Linked DNA regions of Homo sapiens: region 1 is linked to region 2. Evidence: read pairs that join two places in POLR2A ChIA-PET (ENCODE). Cell type or tissue: Panc1. All regions are shown on one strand.

What was found. Peaks named below come from ENCODE experiments on the same cell type or tissue, not always from the same donor. Only the 100,000 strongest peaks of a DNase experiment are listed, where the experiment ranks them.
Region 1: POLR2A ChIA-PET joins it to region 2 with 6 read pairs; 2 of 35 experiments call an interaction of 5 or more read pairs at or near these places.

Annotation. Positions count from the first base shown.
Region 1 is chr1:43,821,189-43,823,688 of GRCh38, reverse strand. All of the region lies in intron 4 of ST3GAL3 (ST3 beta-galactoside alpha-2,3-sialyltransferase 3), which reads right to left. Among named protein-coding and RNA genes, the nearest start is that of MIR6079, 16 kb to the left of the region's middle. RefSeq lists an enhancer at 1,119-2,318. In Panc1, no CTCF peak of the experiment used is centred here; a DNase peak (open chromatin) is centred at 1,498; H3K4me3 peaks cover 192 bases; H3K27ac peaks cover 1,925 bases.
Region 2 is chr1:43,713,918-43,716,417 of GRCh38, reverse strand. All of the region lies in intron 1 of ST3GAL3 (ST3 beta-galactoside alpha-2,3-sialyltransferase 3), which reads right to left. All of the region lies in intron 3 of ST3GAL3-AS1 (ST3GAL3 antisense RNA 1), which reads left to right. Among named protein-coding and RNA genes, the nearest start is that of ST3GAL3, 7.6 kb to the right of the region's middle. In Panc1, no CTCF peak of the experiment used is centred here; no DNase peak of the experiment used is centred here.

The DNA.
Region 1 (2,500 bases), 110 kb before region 2:
CAGAAGAAACACTCTAGTAGATGGAGACAGACAATAAACAAGTAAATAAAACATATGTGGCATCCGAGAGTGATAGATACCCTGGAGAAAATGACACAGTAAAGGGGAACAGGGAACGCCAATAGGGGATGGGGCTATGATTTTAAATGGGATGGGCAAAGGAGACTTTATTAAGAAGGTGACATTTGAACTATGTTCTAAAAAGGCAAGAGAGTGCGCAATCTCTTCAGGTATCTGGGGAAGAGTGTTCCAGACAAGGGAATGAGCAAATGCCAAGAGTCTGAGGCGGGAACAGGTCTGGAATATCCGAATCACAGCAAGGAGCGCAGGATAAAACAATAAACAAGAAGGAGAGCAACAAGAAACGAAGGTGTGGACCATGTAGGGCCTTGATGAGCACTATAAAGGTTCTGGCTCTCATTCTACAAGAAATGGGGAGCCATTGGGGAGTTCTGATCACAGGAGTAACAAGATCTATCTTGTATTTTAATGGGATCACTTTGGCTTCAGTGTGGAAATAGACCACAGAGAAGCAAGCATAAAATCTGGAAGACTAGTTAGGAGTGCAAAAATTAGGTGAGAGATGGTGGTTTGGACAGAGTGATGATACAGAGGTAGTGAGAAGTGGCTGGATCTGAGGATATTAAGGTAAAGCTAATAAGGTTTGCTGATATCAGATTTGAGTGTCAAAGAAATGATGCTACAGTATTTGATGTGAGCAATTGGAAGGATGTAGTTAGCTGCCATTTCCTGGGGTAGAAAAGATTCTGGGAGGCAGGGGTGTGAATCTGGAGTTTGGTTCTGGACATGTTAAGTGTGAGATGCCTAATACATATCCAAATGAAGGAAGCAATTGGGTAAATGAGTCTGGAGTGTGGGGAAAGAGAACTGGGCTTGATATAAATATAGGAGTCATCAGCATATAGATGATATTTAAAGCCATGATACCGGATTAGATTATCTAAGCAAATGTTGTGGGAACAGGTAACATAGAAAGTACCTAGTGCACCACTGGGCATATAGTAGGTGCTCAATAAATGCTTTCCCCTTGCAGCCCTAGGGAACTTGACAGGCTGTTTTAGAAGTGTTAAACTCACCTCAGGCTATATTTAGACTGCTCCATGTTTATACACTATTACAAATGACCTGGTTTTTCACAAGGCTCTGGGGGTTAAGAGTTGTTTGCTTTCATTTTCATATTTTTGTGTCTTCACATGGAATTCCTTATGAAATTAGACTGAGCATTAAAGTCCCCATGCTCTTGCCCACATGGCAACTGTAAAACACCACACTGTGGCAGCAGACAGGAGCTTTCCCAGAGCACAGAGCACCTGCCCACACCCAGCAGAAATAGATGAAACTTCCATTTAATTAAATCTGCTCCCAGAAGGCCCACGTCGGCTCAGGAAAGTCACACTTGGACACCAGGATCTGGCTCCTTCAAGGAATCCAGATGACTCATCTCTCTCCTGGACTAATGGGCACATTCCTGGCTCGTTGTGTCATATTCCTTATAATGGAGACTGAGATTTCCTTAGGGTTCTTCCTGGAATGCTCTGCCTCTCTTCCTTTGACTCTTTCCTCAAATGTCACCTTCTCAATGAATTCTACTTTGACTGTCCCATTGCAACTTGCAATCTCTTCAACAGCATTCCCTTGTCTTGCTCTATTTTCTTTCACAGCACTTATCACCTTCCAAAATCCTAAAAACTTTATTTATAATAATTTTTGTTTATTGATTGTCTTGTTCACTGGTATATCCTCAGACCACAGAATATTGCCTGATACATATTAGTTGCTCAACAAATCTGTTAACTGAATGAGGGAGTATCCACTTTGTTGTCGGGGCAAGAGCCTTTACCCCTGAGACTTTTCGAGGCCCTCAACTTTGAGCCAGACCACAGTAGACCCCTTTCAGAGAGCAGATGTGCCTCCTTGGAGGTATCCTTAAATCAGGTTGTGGCTGCCTGCACGTAGCAGCCTGAGTGCCCAACCCCTGGGGAAGACGGGGTCAATTCTCAGGCAACCACAAGGCTGGCAATGTCACCAACTCACCAGTCTCACATTCTAGTTATTCCTGTTTCTCTCCAAACCATATTCTTCTCAGTTTTCTTATCCTCAAGTCACTGCTCTCTGCTTCTTCTTGGTCCAATTTCCTACTTCTCCCCTGGCACGGTCCACATTCTAACTTTCAATTATGTGGCATAAAACTGTGTTCCTTTATATCCTCAAACTCTTCGGTGAATGTTCCTTCCATTTTTGCTTTCATAGAAACCTGGGTCTCTCGGGAAAACGCCATTTTTACAGCCCTCTGCAAAGGAGGCTGCTCTTTCATCTATACTTCATGGACCTTGGGATCCCTGGTTATCCTTTTTGTACTCCATTAATGCTTCCAAATCACCAATATGTCATGCTTATTATAAAAAAACAAACAACCAAAAACTTGTCTGTTGCTCATGCTATCCAGCAATACTACCCTTTACCCTCCCTTCCTGTTCTC
Region 2 (2,500 bases):
GCGAGAAACTCTGAAACCTGCACCACGAAAAAGTTTTCCAGTTATCATGTCACCAAGTGCTTATAAGAGTTCTAGAACTTAAAGAGCAGTTACATAATTTTCTTCTACAAAAATGTTGTTGTTCTCAGTTTGGTGACCTTTCCTGGGATGGCAAATGTAAACAGTATGGCACCTAGCAGATACTCCAAAAATACACACAGCTGCCCTTCCAAAATAAACATCTATTTCGGTTGGTGCAAAAATAATTGTGGTTTTTGCCATTAATATTATCAGAGGCTAGAAACTAGCTGTTTTTTAAAGAAAACTGTTGAGTGCATTTTGAAAATAGACGTTTTTAATGTTTCCATTCTTATGTTGTTACCAGAAGGATATAAAAGTCACACAAAAACTCGTAACTATATACCAGCAGTTCTCAAAGTGTAGTCCAAGGACCCTCAAGGGTCCCCAAGACCCTTTTAGGGGGTCCATGAGTTTAGAACTATTTTCACAATCTAAGACATTCTTTGCCTTGTTCACTCTCATTCTCTTATGAGAGTCCAGCAGTTTTCTAGAGGTTATATAACATGATGAGGTGACCACGATTCTTCTCACAGTTAACAGTATGCATGCTTGTGGGTTATTGTGATTTTTGAGACAGGGTCTCACTCTGCCACCCATGCTGAAGTGCAGTACCATGATCACAGCTCATTGCAGCCTCAACCTCCTAGGCTCAGGCAATCCTGCTGTCAGCCTCCCTAGTAGCTGGGACTACAGGGATGTGCCACCATGCTTGGCTAATTTTTTAATTTTTTGAAGAGATGTAGTCTCACTATGTTACCCAGGCTGAACTTTTTTTTTTTTTTTAGACAGAGTCTCACTCTGTCCCCCAGGCTGGAGTGTAGTGGCATGATCTCGGCTCACTGCAACCTCTGCCTCCCAGGCTCAGGCAATCCTCCCACCTCAGCCTCCCAAGTAGGGGGTACCAGAGGCATGTGCTACCACACCTGGCTAATTTTTTTGTATTTTTGGTAGATATGAAGTTTCACTATGTTGCCCAGGCTGGTCTCAAACTCCTGAGCTCAAGTGATCCCCCTACTTCAGCCTCCCAAAGTGCTGGGATTATAGGCGTGAGCCACCGCGCACAGCCATGAACATTTTTTATCATTTTTTTTTTGTACTCAGTGATTTTTAAAACATTAAATATCGACAGACAATACTCACAAACATGAAAGTTATTTGGGAATACTCAATAATTTTTAAACTTTAAGGGAATCCCGAGACCAAAGAGAACAACTGCTACATTCTTTAAATCCTCAGTAACAGAATTTCCTGATTTAACATATTCCAAACAAAAGGGTTCAGTGAGTTTTTAAGCTGTGTTAAAAATACATAAACATGCCACCTTTCAGTTACTTTGCAAGAAAAACTGACATCAAGGAAGAGGAAATTTATGATACATAGACAAATAATGGGCCAAGGCAGTAGATGACATTTCATCAGAGTAACATAAATTAAGTTCTACAGGAGTTGAGAGAGGAGGAACTCATGTCAAGCCAGGATGATCATATAAAGAATCTAATGGAAAATAAATATGAATTAAACTTCCATTACTATCTTTAAAAAAATCATCAGAAGATGACTGAGGAGGAGCAAAATTTCAGGGGGAAGAAGTCAGCAATGACAGGCCGAGGAGAAGTGTGTATGTTTTAGCAACCCCATCTGATGAGTATATTATGGTCACACACATTTGTGTCACTTCTGAGCAAGGGTTGGGAATAGCTAAATGCCATATAAACTGTTGGCATTTAAGCAATGTTTAAATTTTTTATTTTTGGAGATGGAGTCTTGCTCTGCTGCCCAGGGTGGAATGCAGTGGCGTGATCTCGGCTCACTGCAACCTCCGCCTCCCAGGTTCAAGCAATTCTCCTGCCTCAGCCTCCAGAGCAGCTGGGACTACAGGTGCACGCTGCCATGCCCAGCTAATTTTTTTTTTTTTTTTTTTTTTTGTATTTTAGTAGAGACGGGGTTTCACCGTGTTGCCCAGGCTGTTCTGGAACTCCTGAACTCAGGCAATCCGCCCACCTCGGCCTCCCAAAGTGCTAGGATTACAGGCATGAGCCACTGCGCCCAGCAACAATGTTTAAATTTGTATGGGATTTTTTTTTTTTTTTTGAGATGGAGTTTCCCTGTCTTGTCACCCAGGCTGGAGTGCAGTGGCACGATCTCGGCTCACTGCAACCTCCGCCTCCCGGGTTCAAGTGACTCTCCTGCCTCAGCCTCCTGGGTAGCTGGGATTACAGGCGCCTGCCACCATGCCCAGCTACTTTTTGTATTTTTAATAGAGACGGGGTTTCAACACATTGGCCAGGCTGGCCTCGAACTCCTAACCTCAGATAATCCACCCACCTCGGCCTCCCAAAGTGCTGGGATCACATGTATGAGCTACTGCACCCGGCCCGTATGGCATTCTTATCAACTGTCTCTTTTTGATCTCAGAGTAATTCCCTTATGCCTAACACTC